Linked DNA regions of Homo sapiens: region 2 is linked to region 1. Evidence: read pairs that join two places in POLR2A ChIA-PET (ENCODE). Cell type or tissue: OCI-LY7. All regions are shown on one strand.

Region 1 (8,000 bases):
GTTTTGTTTTTTTGAGACAGGGTCTCTCTGTCTTCCAGGCTGGAGTACAGTGATGCTATCTCAGCTAACTGCAACCTCCACCTTTTGGGCTGAAGTGATCCTCCCGCCTCAACCTCACGGGTAAGCTGAGACTGCAGGCTCCACCACACCCAGCGAATTTTTTTATTTTTGTAGAGATGAGGTTTCACCTTTTTGCCCAGGCTGGTCTCAAACTCCTGGCCTCAAGTGATCTGACCACCTCGGCCTCCCAAAGTGCTGGGATTATGTGCATGAGCCACTGCGCCTGGCCTGCTTCTTGTTTTTTGGGTTCATTTGAGTTTAGAAGCTTAGATGATTGCCAGACAGTTACAAAGATGATTGTAGGAAGAATCTCATTTTAAAGATCCTGACATGAAACATCAGAACTCTTTGATGATATCCAAGCTGACTTAGAATCGTTTTATGTAATTTAAAGAAGAAAAGAGGATATTGAGTGTGGTGGCTCACACCTGTAATCCCAGCACTTGGGAGGCCAAGGTGGGAGGAATGCTTGAGCCTGGGAATTTGAGACCAGCCTGGGCAACATATCAAGACTCCATCTCTTAAAAAAAAAGAAAAAAGATGGCCGGGTGCAGTGGCTCACACCTGTAATTCCAGCACTTTGGGAGGCCAAGGTGGGTGGATCACAAGGTAAGGAGTTTGAGACCAGCCTGGCCAATATTGTGAAACCCTGTCTGTACTAAAAATACAAAAATTAGCCTGGCGTGGTGGCGGGTGCCTGTAGTCCCAGCTACTCGGGAGGCAGAGGCAGAAGAATCGCTTGAACCTAGGAGGTGGAGGTTGCAGTGAGCCGAGATTGCACCACTGCACTCCAGCCTGGGCAACAGAGTGAGACTCCGTCTCAAAAGAAAAAAAAAGATTAAAATAATAAATGAAGAAGAAAAGAGGTAGACTGTGAAAACAGATCATTCAGGGTTTTTTTTCACTCACACAGGGAGCAGGAAGTTTTGTGCACAAGGAATCATAAAGTCTTTCAAATGTGTTGGTAACTTGGGAAAAGATGGAAATGTTTATTTCCCTGGAGATTATGTCCTTAAACCTGGTTGCACTGTGACTTGAAAGAGGATCCTAAAATGTCACAGGAACAAAAGGTTGTGATTGTCAGAGAGTAGTTGGAAAGGTCTGGATTCGGTGGCAGTGAGTACAGACAGAAGGCCTGGAAAGAGGTAGTATATATTGGGTTCTTGGTGAGATTAAGGCAGGGCTGACTTCGGCTTCTTCAATAGTGGGATGGGGAAGTTGGGGAACTATAAAATGCAGAACTGCTGGATTGTTGTTTTTGAGATGATAGTGAAGAGTATTAAGATTGTGTTGGAGCTATAGTTTAAAAAAAAAAAAGACTTTATTTTTTAGAGCCATTTTAGATTCACAGTAAAATTGAGAGGAAAGTACAGATTTCCCATATACCTCCTGCCCCTGCACATGCATAGCCTCCCCGTTATCAGCCTCTCGCTAATCACCTGCACCAGAGCGGTGCACTTGTTACAGTTGATGAACCTACACTGACACTTTGTCACTTGAAGTTCATAGTTTACATTAGGGTTCACTTATGGTGGTGTACATTTTATGGGTTTGGGCAAATGTCACTTAGTAATAAGCATTTAAGTTTCCACATGTCTTTTTGTGGCTTGATAGCTTATTTCTCTTTAGTGCTGAATAATATTTCATTATGTGGATGCACTACAGTTTATTCACCTACTGAAGGACATCTTCGTTGCTTACAAGTTTTGGCAATTATGAATAAAGCTGCTGTAAACATCCATGTGCAGGTTTTGTGTGGACATAAGTTTTTACTTCCTTTGGGTAAATACCAAGGAGCACAGCTCTATGGTGTAAGAGTATGTTTAGTTTTGTAAGAAACTGCCAAACTGTCTTCCAAAGTGTACCATTTTGCATTCCTACCAGCAGTGAATGAGAATTCCTATTGTTCCACATCCTTGCCTGCTTTTGGTGTTGTCAGTGTTCTGGATTTTGGCCATTCTAATAGGTTTGTAGTGACACCTCATTGTCATTTTAGTTTGCATTTCCCCAGTGACATATGGTGTGGGGCTTCTTTTCATATGCTAATCTGTATATCTTCTTTGCTGAGGTGTCTGTTAAGGTCTTTGGCCCATTTTAAAATCAGGCTATTTTCTCTGAGTTTTGAGAGGTCCTTGCATATTTTAGATAACAGTCCTTTAATCTGTGGTTTGTCTTTTCATTCTCTTGACATTGTCTTTCACAGAGCAAAATTTTTAATTTTAATGAAGTCCAGCTTATCAATTCTTCCTTTGATAAATCCTGCATTTGGTATCTATAAAAAGTCATCACCAAACCCACATGCATCTAGATTTTTCTCCTATGCTATGTTCTAGGAGTTTTATTGTTTCCTATTTTCCATTTAGGTTTGCGATCCATTTTGAGTTAATATCTGGGAAGGGTATAAGGTCTGTGTCTAGATTCTTTTTTTTTTTTTTAATGTGGATATCCAGTTTTTCTACCACTGTTGGTTGAAAAAACTCTTTTCTTTATTGTATTGCCTTTGTCCTTGACAAAGATGGTTGACTATATTTATGTGGTGCCATTAACCGTGCTCTCTATTCTGTTCCATTGATCTATTTTGTTCTTTCACCAGTACCTCACTGTCTTGATTACTATAGGTTATAGGTGTATTTTTAAGCTCAATCCATAGAATATTTCCGTTCACTTCTCCAGTCTAGGTATTCAGACATCCTGTCTTACAAATCTGACTACCATTTCCTCACACCTTCCACATCATGAGGAGCTATTTTAGCCTTGTTAATACATTTGGAGTTTTGCCTGTAGGTGATGGAAGCCATTAATTGTCAGAGAAGTAAGTTGATCATATTTTCACTTTTGGTAAATGACTCCTACTCCAGGCTTAAGAGCCACTGGAGTGGGGCTAGAATAGAGGTAGTAAGGGCCGATCAAATAAATATATGAAAGAGCATTTCACCTAATAATGAGCATGAAGTGATTTAGATGACCTTTAAATCTTGCTTTCAGTTGTTGGTGTGCCTCCGTGTAAGAGTGAAACTTCTTATAACAGAATACAGTTTCTACCAGAAGAGAGTTATGCTGTGTGGGAATTGGAGGTGGGGGAGGCGTGTCATGTAGCAAAATCTCCTGGGGAACTTTGAAACAACATATCCCTGGCTTTTCACCCCCAATCAGTGCCAGCATGAAACAGTTACTAATGGGAATCTGCTGTATTCTCAGATGGGGGAACCATTGCACTAGGGCATGTCTTTTCTAAGAAAATGGAAGTATTAACTGGGAGAATAAAGGGTCACAGAAATGAAACAGTTTACTTGCAAGTTAAATCTTGTTTGTTGGAGAGAGAAATTTTTTTAACTGCCTGAACAGGTTTTGCTGATAAAGACGTTTTAGCATGTTTATGTTTTCTTTTTAATGAACAGAATTAAAACAGTATCTCATAACTGTTAGATATTTCGCTTGTTTATTTCTTTCTTTTTGAGACTGAGTCTTGCTCTGTTGCCCAGGCTGGAGGGCAGTGGTGCGATCTCAGCTTACTGCAATTTCCACCTCCTGGGTTCAAGTGATTCTCGTGCCTCGGCCTCCAAGTACCTGGGATTACAGGCACCCCCCCACCATGCCTAGGTAATTTTTGTATTTTTAGTAGAGACGAGGTTTCACCATGTAGGCCAGGCTGGTCTTGAACTCCTGACCTCAAGTGATCTGCCCTCTTGGGCTTCCCAGAGTCCTGGGATTACAGGCATGAGCCACTGCACCTGGCTGATATTTCTCTTTTGATTTTGAATTCTCTTTGTTTTCAGAACATGCTCAAAAAAAGAGTTAAACTTGAGACCACAGGTATGGACAGGTCTAGGTATTCAGTCTGTTTGGCTGTTCTGCAGGGTGCTATAAATGCTACCCTGGTATCAGTGTATTCTGATACCAGGTTAGTCCAAGTGGCCAATGATGGGAAGTGAAGAACTATGTGAAAGAACTGGAATTTCAGGTTTGGGTAGTGAGTAATTGTGGCCCTGCCTTCAGAGTCCTGGAACTTTTCACCTGGTTGTCAGCAAAAAGGCAAACACATAGAAAAGTCAGTCTGTTTAGTTTGATCATATTGATTTTTTTTTTTTATTATTAGCATGGTTGAAGCTAAGGTGACCTTGATCAAGTTGCCAAAACCTGTTTCAGGTTTGCTTAAGTCACCAGAAGTTTGATTGAGACATCCTATACAAAAAAAAAATCGATTTGTGCTTTATTTACATAAAAATAAAACTATACTTTTGATAACGTCCTGGGCACTTCCCTCTGCTTACTCCCCCTCAATTAAAAAATGCCTAATTTAAATTAAAGAACCCGGCCAGGTGCAGTGTTTCATGCCTATAATCCCAGCACTTTGGGAGGCCTAGACGGGAGGATTGCTTGAGCTCAGAAGTTTGAGATCAGCCTCAACAAGATGATGAGACCCCTTCTCTACAAAAGAAATTATAAAAAATTAGTCAGGTGTGGTAGTACACACCTATAGCCCCAGCTACTCAGGAGGCTGAAGCGGGAGGATCACTTGAGGCCAGGAGTTTGAGGCCATAGTGAGCAAGGATCATGCCACTGCCCTCCAGCCTGGGCAACAACGAGACCCTGTCTCTAAAAAATAAATAAAAACTAGTTCCTCGCCCGCTGGGTGCTTAAGTTGGGCGGATAGTAGCAAACGGGCTCCGCTAGAGGACAGAGCCGCCCAGCCCCGCTCCCCCCAGACCCATCGGTGCACTGCCCACACCTGCAGGCAACTGGCTAATTGGGTCTTGTAGCTGAAATGTGAAAAAGGCAGCAGTCCCAAAATGAAGGAACACCTGCTGTGTCTCAAGCGCCTGGAAACCAGAGGCCCAACAACATCTGTTGCTTTTGTTGGTGCTGTTGTTGCAGCTGCTCCTGCCTCACTGTTAGGAATGAAGAAAGGGGAAAATGCAGGAAGAACCACACACACTACAAAAATGGAGAGTATCCAGGTCCTAGAGGAATGCCAAAACCCCACTGCAGAGGAAGTCTTGCCCTGGTCTCAAAATTTTGACAAGATGATGAAGGCCCCAGCAGGAAGAAACCTTTTCAGAGAGTTCCTCTGAACAGAATACAACAAAGAGAACCTACTTTTCTGGATTGCCTGTGAAGACTTAAAGAAAGAACAGAACAAAAAAGTAATCAAAGAAAAGAGAAAAGGCTAGAATGATATATGAAGATTACATTTCTGTACTATCACCAAAAGAGGTCAGTCTTGATTCTCGAGCTAGAGAATTCTTGAGTTAGAGAGGTGATCAACAGAAATTTGTTGGCTCCTAATCCTCACATGTATAGTTCTCTCCAGCCCCAAGTAACATCTTTTCAGATGAATTCCAGGGGATGTTCAAGACTTTGACTCTAATGAAAACACTACAAAAGGAAAATGTTGCCCTAACTGATAGAAGGTCCCAGTTTGGGAATTGATTTTATTCCTATGATAAAAGCTCTAAGATGAGTAGGGAAAAGGAACACTATCAAGCATTGATGACAATAACCAAATGTAATATTTTTAAATATGTCATATGTGCAATGTGAAATTCATTCTTCCTTCATTATTTCTCATATTAAATCTCATTTCAGAAATTTTAGAATTTTAAAACTGTTGACTTATACCTAACTGCTATCACTGCATAACAGCTTTTAAACAGTTAGAAATAAACATTTTAGAATAATAAACAGATTGTGTTTCTATCCTAAGCTTGGATACATTTCCTTTCTAAAGATCTAGCTCTTATTGCTGTATTAAAAGAATGCCACATACAATGCTTACTAATGGAAATGTGTGTTCACAGATGCACTTAGGGAGCGTAGTGTAAAAACATCAGGAACTTAAAATTACAAATTTGATTTCAAGTTACATTTCTGTCTCATGCGACTTTGGGCAAATCGTTTATCTTCTCTGAGTTCATTTTCTCATCTGCAAATGACAAATAAAATAATTATCAGGATGGCTATGAGCATTAAATAAACGTGGAAAGAATAAAATGTGACATTATTTTATCAGAGTTCTTCAACACAATAATTGTTATTTTATGCTTGTATTAAATGTCATTTTAATGCACTTTCCCCTATTTTTTTCCAAAACATACAATAAACATCTGATTTAGCTATTCATCAGAACATACAATCATATTTTAAGATGGAACACTATATCAATGTTATTGCTTTGCTCAATAATGTGATCCCAAATCACTACTTGCAGTTCACCATCACCTCAAATCTATAGAAATGTTTCTTTCAATGACATACATAGATAGATAGATATACAATTGTAGGTTAAAATTAAAGTTTAAATAAGAGAAGTCATTTGAAAATTTTATTTCCAAAGGAAATAAAACAACATTCCCAAGGACAGAAATAATATCAAGTTATTTGCTAAATATATAAATGAGTTATAGGCCTAAGACTAAGATATAAGAGATTGACAATTAGAAAACACTTTTCAATATTAAGGTAGTATGATTTTCTTTAACAATTTTACAATGAAAATAAAAACTTAATAAAAGGTGGTAACGGGCCAGGCATGGTGGCTCACACCTGTAACCCCAGCACTTTGGGAGACTAAGGCGAGAGAATCACTTGAGCCCAGGAGTTCCAGATCTGTCTTTGCAACAAAGTGAGACCCTGACTCTAAGAAAAAATAAAAATGTTTACAATAAAAGTAAAATTTAAAATAGTAATGTGTCCATGAAAACTTTAATTTTAGAGTAGTTTTATATTTACAGAAAAACTGTAAATAGAAAGGTCCCTTACAGACCTATGGGACATCTGTCAAAATTAATAAACCAGTATTGGTCATTAAGTTCATACTTTATTCAGATTTCCTTAGTTTTTAACCTGATGTCCCTTTCCTGTCCCAGGATCCCACCACATTACATTTAGTTGTCATGTTTCCTTAGGCTTCTCTTAGTTGTGACAGTTCTGAAAGCTTCCTTGTTTTTGATGACAGTTTTGAGAAATAAACTGGTATTTCGTGGAATGTCCCTCTGTGGAGATTTGTCTGATGTTTTCCTCATGACTAGACATGGGTTTTTGGTTTTTGGAAGAACACAAAGGTAAAGTGCCATGCTTATCACATGATATCAAAGGTATATGCCATCATCAGGACTCTTCTTAGTTGTGACAGTCTCTCAAACTTTAGGCTTCTCTTAGCTGTTGATGTTAACCTTGATCACTTAGCTGAGTTAGCATCTATTATGTTTCTCCACTGTAAAGTAACACATTTTTTTTTTTTTTTTTTTGAGACAGAGTCTCGCTCTGTCACCAGGCTGGAGTGCAGTGGTGCGATCTCAGCTCACTGCACCCTCCGTCTCCCGGGTTCAAGCAATTCTGCCCCAGCCTCCCGAGTAGCTGGGACTACAGGCACACACCACCAAGCCCGGCTAATTTTTGTATTTTTAGTAGAGACGGGATTTCACTATGTTGCCCAGGCTGGTCTTGAACTCCTGAGCTCAGGCATTCCACCTACCTCAGCCTCCAAAGTGCTGGGATTACAGGTGTGAGCCACTGCACCTGGCCAAAGTAATATATTTTTAAAGAGATTATATTGAAGGTAAAATTTCTGGACATTTACACTGAGCTAAACAAATTCTGAGCAGATTCTTCAACCCTGATATTAGGTTCCATTAAGTGATTACTAATACATGCTATAAAGAAAATACAGTAAAGTAGAAAAATAAAAGTCCAAAAGTCTTATCCTGAATATTCACCTAATAGAGGCGAAAGTGAATTTTTCCCTTGAACTATCTGGGTAAATAATTACAATAATCCTCCATATACTTTCAATATTAAATATCTTAGTCTTACTCATTGTCATAAGAGGTAACTTAAACTGGTAGTTTTGCTTAGTGCATTTCTATATTGCCCTCCACTAGTCAATGAACACTGAATATTGAAATAATGTAAAAGACCTGATGTATTTCCTACCAGCTTTA
Region 2 (8,000 bases), 150 kb after region 1:
ATGATAGTAAAAATATTTTATATTGATTTATAGGAGTTCTTCAAAGAATCTCACCGCCAATTTTTCTTAGTATTATAAGTATATTCTCCCAATGTGTTGCCTTTTAAATTTGATTGTGATTTATTTTGTTGTGCAAAAGTTTGTAAATTTTTGTTTTGTTTTGAGACATGGTCTCGCTCTGTCACCCAGGCTGGAGTGCAGTGGCACAATCTCAGCTCATTGCAGCTTTAACCTTCTGGGACTCAAGTGATCCTCCCACCTCGGGCCCTCTGCGTAGGTAGGACTACATGCAAGCACCACCATGCCTGGCTAATTTTTGTATTTTTTGTAGAGACAGGGTCTTGCTGTGTTGCCCAGACTGGTCTTGAACTCCTGGACTCAAATGATCCACCCACCTCAGCTTCTCAAAGTGCTGGGATTACAGGCATGAGCCATTGTGCTCAGAGAGAAGTTTGTAATTTTGAATGTAGTAAAATGTGTTCATCTATGTATGTGTATGTATTTCATGCCTTTCTATCATGTTTAAGAAATTCACCCCTATACTGATTTAGTAAAGATATTCCACATTTCTTCAAAAATATTCAAGTTTCATTTTTAATATTTGAGTCTTTAATCTAATTGGAAGTTGGGGGAAGTTTTTTTTTCATATGGATAGCCAATTGTGCTAACACCATCAATTGCATGCTATTTGGTTCTCCATTAATTTGTAATCCCTCTCAGTCACATACCAAGTTTCTGTAAGTATTCAAAACTGTTTCTAAGTTCTCTATACCACTTTTGTAATTATTGTGGCCTTATAATATAGTTTGATAAAGGCAGAATTGTCTTGCTCTTCTTGGAACTTTATTATTACATTCAATTTTAAAATCATTTTTTCAAGTGCCATAATAAAACACATTTAGGATTTTTATTGGAACTACATTGAATTTATAGATTAACTTGAGAGAACTGACAACTTTGCAATATTGAGTTGTACATGTGAATCATCTTGTTCATTCTTTAATAATATTTTATACTTTTCTTCATCATGTGTTTGCACATCTTTTCAAAAATTCATTCCTACACAAACTGTGACTGCAAATGGAATCTCTTTTTTTCTATTACATTTGGGTTGTTTCCAATTTTTACTGTGATAAATAATGCTGATTTTTTTTTTTTTTTTGAGATAAAGTCTCACTCTGTCACACAGGCTGGAGTGCAGTGGCACGATCTCAGTTCATTGCAACCTCTGCCTCCTGGGTTCAAGCAATTCTCGTGCCTGAGCCTCCCAAGTAGCTGGGATTACAGGCGCCCACCAACACACCCAGCTAGTTTTTGTATTTTTAATAGAGATGGGGTTTCATCATGTTGGCCAGGCTGGTCTTGAACTCCTGACCTCAAGTGATCTGTCTGCCTCGGCCTCCCAAACTGCTGGGATTACAGGTATGAGCCACTGCACCCAGCCCAATAATGCTGCTTTTAAAAATACACGTTTCTTGTTGCACATGTGGCCATATTTTTGTTGAGTATGTACCTTGGACTAAAATTGTTCTGTCTTAGGGTAATGAGTCTTGAACTTTACTTGATAATGTTACCTGTTTTCTAAAACAGTTGTACCAATTTTTACTCCACTTGTACACTCCAGGCGTTCTATATCTTCCCCAATACTTGCAATTCTGAGTATTTTTATTTTTAGCCATTGGGTGTTTGTGTGATGGCATTTTATGGTGGTGATCATTTGCATTTCTATAATTACTAATAAGATTGAGGATGTTTTCTTAAGATTATTAAGTATTTGGATATCCTTTTTTGCAAAGTAACTTTTTAATTTTCTTACCCATTTTTCTCCTGGATTATTCGTCTTTTTTCTCTTGATTTGTAGGAGTTCTTTATGTATTCTGATTTCAATTTCTGTTATTGGCCATATATGTATTTCAAGAAAGCTTTTCTGCTCTATAATTTGCCTTTTTTCTCTCTTAGGAGTATCTTTTGGTTAACAGAAGTTCTTAGTTGTATTACCATCATGTGTATCATGCTTTCCCTTTATAAAGTTTGTGTTTTTGTGTCCTGATTCAGAAAATTTTCCTTGAGTTTAAAGGATATTTTACTACTATATTTTCTTCTAGAAGGTTCATTCCTGTTAAAATTGGTTTATGTGTGTGGTGTGAGGAAGGCGTCAGGTTTAATCTTTTTCCATATATGGCTATCCAATTATTCCAGCACACTAGTTGAGAATATTTTCATTTCTTTACTACCCTGCAGAACATGAATCTGTTTCTAACCTTTCTATTCTGTGCATTGATTTTTCATCTGTGTGCCAATAGCACAACTATCTTACTGTGGCTTTCTAACAAGTCCTCATTTCCAGTCATGTGAGCACAATCATCTTTTTCTTCACAGTTGTTAGGGTATTTTAGGCCATCTACATTTCCATATAAATTTGGGAATCAACTAGTCAAGTTACACACAACTGATAGAAATTTGTTTGGGATTGCGTTGAATTTATAGATTGGGGAGAATTGAATCTTCACAATATTGACTCATCCAACCCATGAACAGAAGTATTCTCTCATTTAGTTAGGTCCTCTTCAATTTCTCTTTACAATGCTTTCTCATTTTCTGTATAGAAAGCTTGCATATTTTTGGTGATATTTATTCCTAGATATTTGATATTTTGTGGTTATTTAAATTATATACTTTTAAAATGTTTATTATCTAAATGTTTTTTTGTTGTTTTAAATGCAGTTCACTTTATTTATTAATCTTGCAATTAGCAACTTTACTAAACTCACTCTTTTTTTTTGAGGCAGGGTCTCATTCTGTCACCCAGGCTGGAGTGCAGTGGCATGATCATGGCTCACTGCAGCCTCAACCTCCCTGGGCTCAGGCGATCCTCCCATATCAGCCTCTCAAGTAACTAAGACTGCAGGCAGGTGCCATCATGCCCAGCTAATTTCTTGACCTTTTTGTAGAGACGGGGTTTTGCCCTGTTGCCCAGGTTGGTCTCAAAACTCCTGGGCTCAAGTGATCTGCCAGCCTCAGCCTCCACCTCCCAAAGTGCTAGGACTACAGGCCTGAGCCACCGTGCCTACCCTAAACTCACTTATTAGTTCTATGAATTTATCAATAGATTATTTTGGATTTTATGTTACATGATTATATCATATAAAAATAACAAATTGTATTTTCTCCATTTCAGTCATTTCTCTCCTTTAGCAGTGGCTAGAACATTCAGTACAGTGTAGAATTAGAAGTGGCAATAGCAACCATCAACGTACAGTTCCATTCTCAAAGGAAAAGCTTTCCATGTCTCTCCAATTGCTTTACGAGTGTGTGTGTGTGTGTGTGTGTGTGTGTGTGTGTGTTACCTACCATTTATCAGATTAAGAAATTCCTCGGCTGGGCGCCATGGCTTAGACCTGTAATCCCAGCACTTTGGGAGGCCCAGGGGTGCAGATCACTTGAGGCTAGGAGGTCAAGATCAGCCTGGGCAACATGGTGAAACCCCGTCTCTACTAAAAATACAAAAATTTGCCGGGTGTGGTGACACATGCCTGTAATCCCAACTACTCCAGCTGAGGCACGAGAATCGCTTGAACCCAGGAGGCAGAGGTCGCAGTGAGCCAAGATTGCACTGCTGTTCTCCAGCCTGGATGACAGAGTGAGACTGTCTCAAAAAACAAAACAAAAAAAAAAAAAAAAGGAAGAAAGAAAAAAGAAAATCATTTAGTTTGCTAAGAGTTTTTTTTTTTTCAATCATGAATGTGTTGAATTTTTTCAGATTTTTCTGAATCTTTGAGATGATAATTTTTCTCCTTTATCCTATAAATAAATGTGGTTAATTACATTGATTGATTAAGTGGTAAACCAACTTATTTCTGGAACAAATGTAATTCAGTTGTACTATATTATTTTATGAAATAATTATTAAATTATTTTATTATTAAATTGCGGGATTCTGTTTGTTAATATTTAGGATTTTCAAATTCATGTCATCAGGGCAATTGGTTATAATTTTCCTTTCTCATAGTTTTTTCAAATCTTGGCTTTGTAAAATGAGTTAGATTTCATTTTCTCTTTTTTTATTCTCTGGGTGAATTTATGCATGTTGATTTTTTTTCTTCTTAAGTGTAAAGTGAAATTCACCGGTGAAGCCACATTGGCCTAGAGTTTTCTCTGGAGAGAAGTTTTTAAATTATGACTCAATTCCATATATAGAATTTTTTATAATTTTATTTCTTTTGCCCATTTTGGTAGGTTATAGTTTTCCCAGTGATTTTCCATTTAATCTAACTTTCCAAATGTCCTGACATCAAATTGTTCACCATATCATTTAAACATTTTGATGTCTACAGAGGTGTTCCCTTTTTTATTTCTTACATTGCTTACTTGGTACCTTCTCCCCTTTTTTCTTTTGATTAGTCTCACCAGGGATTTATCAATTTTACTAGTTTTTCAAAAGTAACAAATTTTGGGCCTTATTGGTGTTCTCTATTTTTTATTTCATCAATTATTATTATATTTAGTGTTTTCTTCTGTACTCCTTGGGTTAATTTGTTCTTTTCCTGACTTCTTGAGATGGGTAATTCTTAGAGTGTTGGCCGTTCTCTTTTCTATTTAGCATTTAAGGCTATAAATTTTCCTCTAAGAATTGCTTTAGCTTCATCCCATAAATTTTTATTTGTAGTGTTTTCATTTTACTTAGTTCAAACTATTTTCCAACTTTGACTATGCTTGTTTTTTTTTTTGACCCATGAGTTATGTACAAGTATACTTCCTTATTTCCAAACATATGAGAATTTTGTATTGATCTTTAAGTTTTTGATTTCTGGTTATGCTGTATTGTGGACACAGAACATATGTATTTTTTTCACTTCTTTGAAATTTGTTTAGACTTGCTTTTTGGCCCAGAATTTGGTCGATGTTTGGTCAAATTTTTTCTGTACATTTGTAAAGAACATGTATTATGCATTGTTGAGAACAGTGTTCTATGTATATCTATTTGTTAATTATTTTATTTAACTCTTCTATATTCTTACTGACTTTCATTTTGGTTTGATTGAATTTTAATAATATAATTCTTTCCTTCTCACCTTCTGTCATTACCTTGAAAGTCATGTACTCCTTTTCTATGTTTTTAGCGATTACTGTAAAGATTTCAACTTGCCTCCTTGATTTAGCTATTAATTTTTGTTTATGTTGAGCCTGCATCTAGAAATCTTCCTAAACTCTCTCATTAGACTAAGGAGTTATTCTACAGATTTACTTACTACACTGACTACACTGGTTAGGCTCTGCAGTATATTGTTAAATGGAAGCAATGAACCGAAGGCATTTTTGTTTAATTCCAGGCTTTAAAGAAAATGCTATCAATATTACATCATTAATATGATGTTCCTGGTAGGTATTTTGCTAGATTTTCTTTGTTGAGTTAAGGAAGTTTCCTAGTTTTTGTTAATTTTTAAAGTCACAGGTGTAGGCTGAATTTTAGTGAATGCTTTTTCCTGCATTAATTGAGATAATTGTAAGGTATGTCTTCTTTAATCTATGAATATGATAAATTATATTAGTATAGATTTCTGATATAGGATGATTCTCATATTCTTTATTTACTTGTTTTTTTAATGGGCAGAAGACATCTTTTTCTTTTTGAGCTTAGTTTTTTTGGTATAATTTAACTTTTATTTTAGACTTGGAAGTACATATGCAGGTTTATTACCTGGATATATTGTGTGATGCTGAGGTTTGGGGTATGATTGATTGCATCACCCAGGTACTGAGCTTAGGACCCAATAGTTGGTTTTTCAGCCTGTGCCCTTTTCTGCTGTGCCCCCTCTAGAATTCCCCAGTGTCCATTATTGCCACCTTGATGTCCATGAGCACCTATTGTTTAGCTTTCACTTATGAGTGAGAACAAATGGTATTTGGTTTTTTGTTCCTGCATTAATTTGCTTAGGATAATGACTTCCAGCTGCATACATGATGCTGCATAGGGCATAATTTTGTTTTTGTTTTTTTTTTGAGACAGAGTTTCACTCTTGTTGCCCAGGCTGGAGTGCAATGGTGTGATCTTGGCTCACTGCAACCTCTGCCTCCCAAGTTCAAGAGATTCTCCTGCCTAAGCCTCCCGAGTAGCTGTGATTACAGGCACCTGCCACCACATCCGGCTAATTTTTGTATTTTTAGTAGGGACGGGGTTTTGCCATGTTGGCCAGACTGGTTTCAAACTCCTGACCTCAGGTGATCCACCCGCCTCGGCCTCCCAAAGTGCTGGGATTACAGGTGTGAGCCACTGCGCCCGGGCATGATTTTATTTTATTTTTTATGAATATGTAGTATTCCATGGTGTATATGTACCACTGCGCCCAGGCATGATTTTATTTTATTTTTTATGAAAATGTAGTATTCCATGGTGTATATGTACCACTGCACCCAGCCATGATTTTATTTTTTTTATGAATGTGTAGTATTCCATGGTGTATATGTATCACATTTTATTTATCCAGTCCACCATTGATGGGCACCTAGGTTGATTCTATGTCTTTCCTATTGTCAGTGTTGCTGAGAAGCGCATATCAGTGCATGTCTTTTTGGTAGCATTTATTTTCCTTTGGATGTATGCCCAGTAATGGGATTGCAATGTCAAATGGTAGTTCTATGTTCTCATATGTTTGTTGGCCACTCATATGTCTTCTTTTGAGAGGTGTATGTTTATATCTTTTGCCCATTTTTAATGGGGCTTTTTGGTTTTTGCCTAAATAATTGTTTGAGTTTCTTACAGATTCTGAATATAAAACCTTTGTCAGATGCATAGTGTGCAAATATTTTCTGCCATTCTATAGGTTGTCTGTTTACTCTGTTGATAGTTTCTTTGCTGTGCAGAAGCTCTATAGTTTAATTAGCTTCCACTTGTCAGTTTTTGTTGCAATTGCTTTTGAAAACTTAGTCATAAATTCTTCTCCAAGGCCAATATCCAGAATGTTGTTTTCTAGGTTTTCTCCTGGTATTCTTATAATTTGAGGTCTTACAATTAAGTCTTTAATCTATCTTGAGTTAATTTTTGTATATGGTGAAAGGCATAGGTACAGATCATTCTTTTGCATATGGCTAGCCCACTATCCTAGCTAGCCATTCTTTTGCATATGGCTAGCCCACTATCCATTTATTAAATAGGAAGTCATTTCCCTATTGCTTATTTTTGTTGACTTTGTCAAAGATCAGATGGCTTTCTGTGTTTGGCTTTATTTCTGTGTTTGGCTTTATTTCTGAGTTCTTCTTCTGTTCCTTTGGTCTATTTGTCTTTTTTTTTTCCCCCAGTATGACACTATTTTGGTTACTGTGGCCTTATGGTATAGTTTGAAGTTGGGTAATGTGATGCTTTTAGCTTTGTTCTTTTTGTTTAGGATTGCTTTGGCTATTCAGGCTCTTTTTTGGTTCCACATGAATTTTGGAATAGTTTTTTCTAGTTCTGTAAAAAAAATGATATTAGTAGCTTGACTGGAAAAATGTTGATCCTATAGATTGCTTCAGTAGCATGGCCATTTTAATGATATTGATTCTTCCAGTCCATTAGCATGGAATGTTTTTCCATTTGTTTGTGTCATCTATGATTTCTTTCAGCAGTGTTTTGTAGTTCTCCTTGTAGAGATCTTTCACCTCCTTGGTTAGCTGTATAACTAGGTATTGTATTTTTTGTGGCTGTTGTAAAGGGGATTATGTTCTTGATTTGGCTGTCAGCTTGGACATTATTGGTGTATAGAAATGCTACTGATTTTTGTACATTGATTTTGTATCCTAAAACTTTACTGAAGTCATTTATCAGTTCCAAGTGCCTTTTGGTGGAGTTCTTTGGATTGTGTAGATATAGAATCATACAGTTGATGAAGAGAGATAGTCTGACTTTTTCTTTTCCTATTTGGATGCCTTTTTTTTCTTTCTTTTGCCTGATTGCTCTGGCAAAAGACTTTAACTACTATGTTAAATAGGAGTGGTGGGACTAGGCATTCTTGTCTTCTTCCAGT

The links. ChIA-PET counts read pairs that join two places held together with the same protein. Peaks named below come from ENCODE experiments on the same cell type or tissue, not always from the same donor. Only the 100,000 strongest peaks of a DNase experiment are listed, where the experiment ranks them.
Region 2: POLR2A ChIA-PET joins it to region 1 with 13 read pairs; 2 of 35 experiments call an interaction of 5 or more read pairs at or near these places.

The regions. Positions count from the first base shown.
Region 1 is chr13:40,990,158-40,998,157 of GRCh38, reverse strand. The region is part of intron 1 of ELF1 (E74 like ETS transcription factor 1); the gene reads left to right. It also overlaps the pseudogene RGS17P1. Among named protein-coding and RNA genes, the nearest start is that of ELF1, 25 kb to the left of the region's middle. RefSeq lists enhancers at 4,185-4,725, 4,872-4,951, 4,726-5,267. In OCI-LY7, CTCF peaks have their summits at 3,871, 4,869, 5,080 and 5,283; DNase peaks (open chromatin) are centred at 4,827 and 5,268; H3K4me3 peaks cover 5,870 bases; H3K27ac peaks cover 7,939 bases.
Region 2 is chr13:40,843,627-40,851,626 of GRCh38, reverse strand. It overlaps the pseudogene TPTE2P5. Among named protein-coding and RNA genes, the nearest start is that of MIR621, 37 kb to the right of the region's middle. In OCI-LY7, no CTCF peak of the experiment used is centred here; no DNase peak of the experiment used is centred here.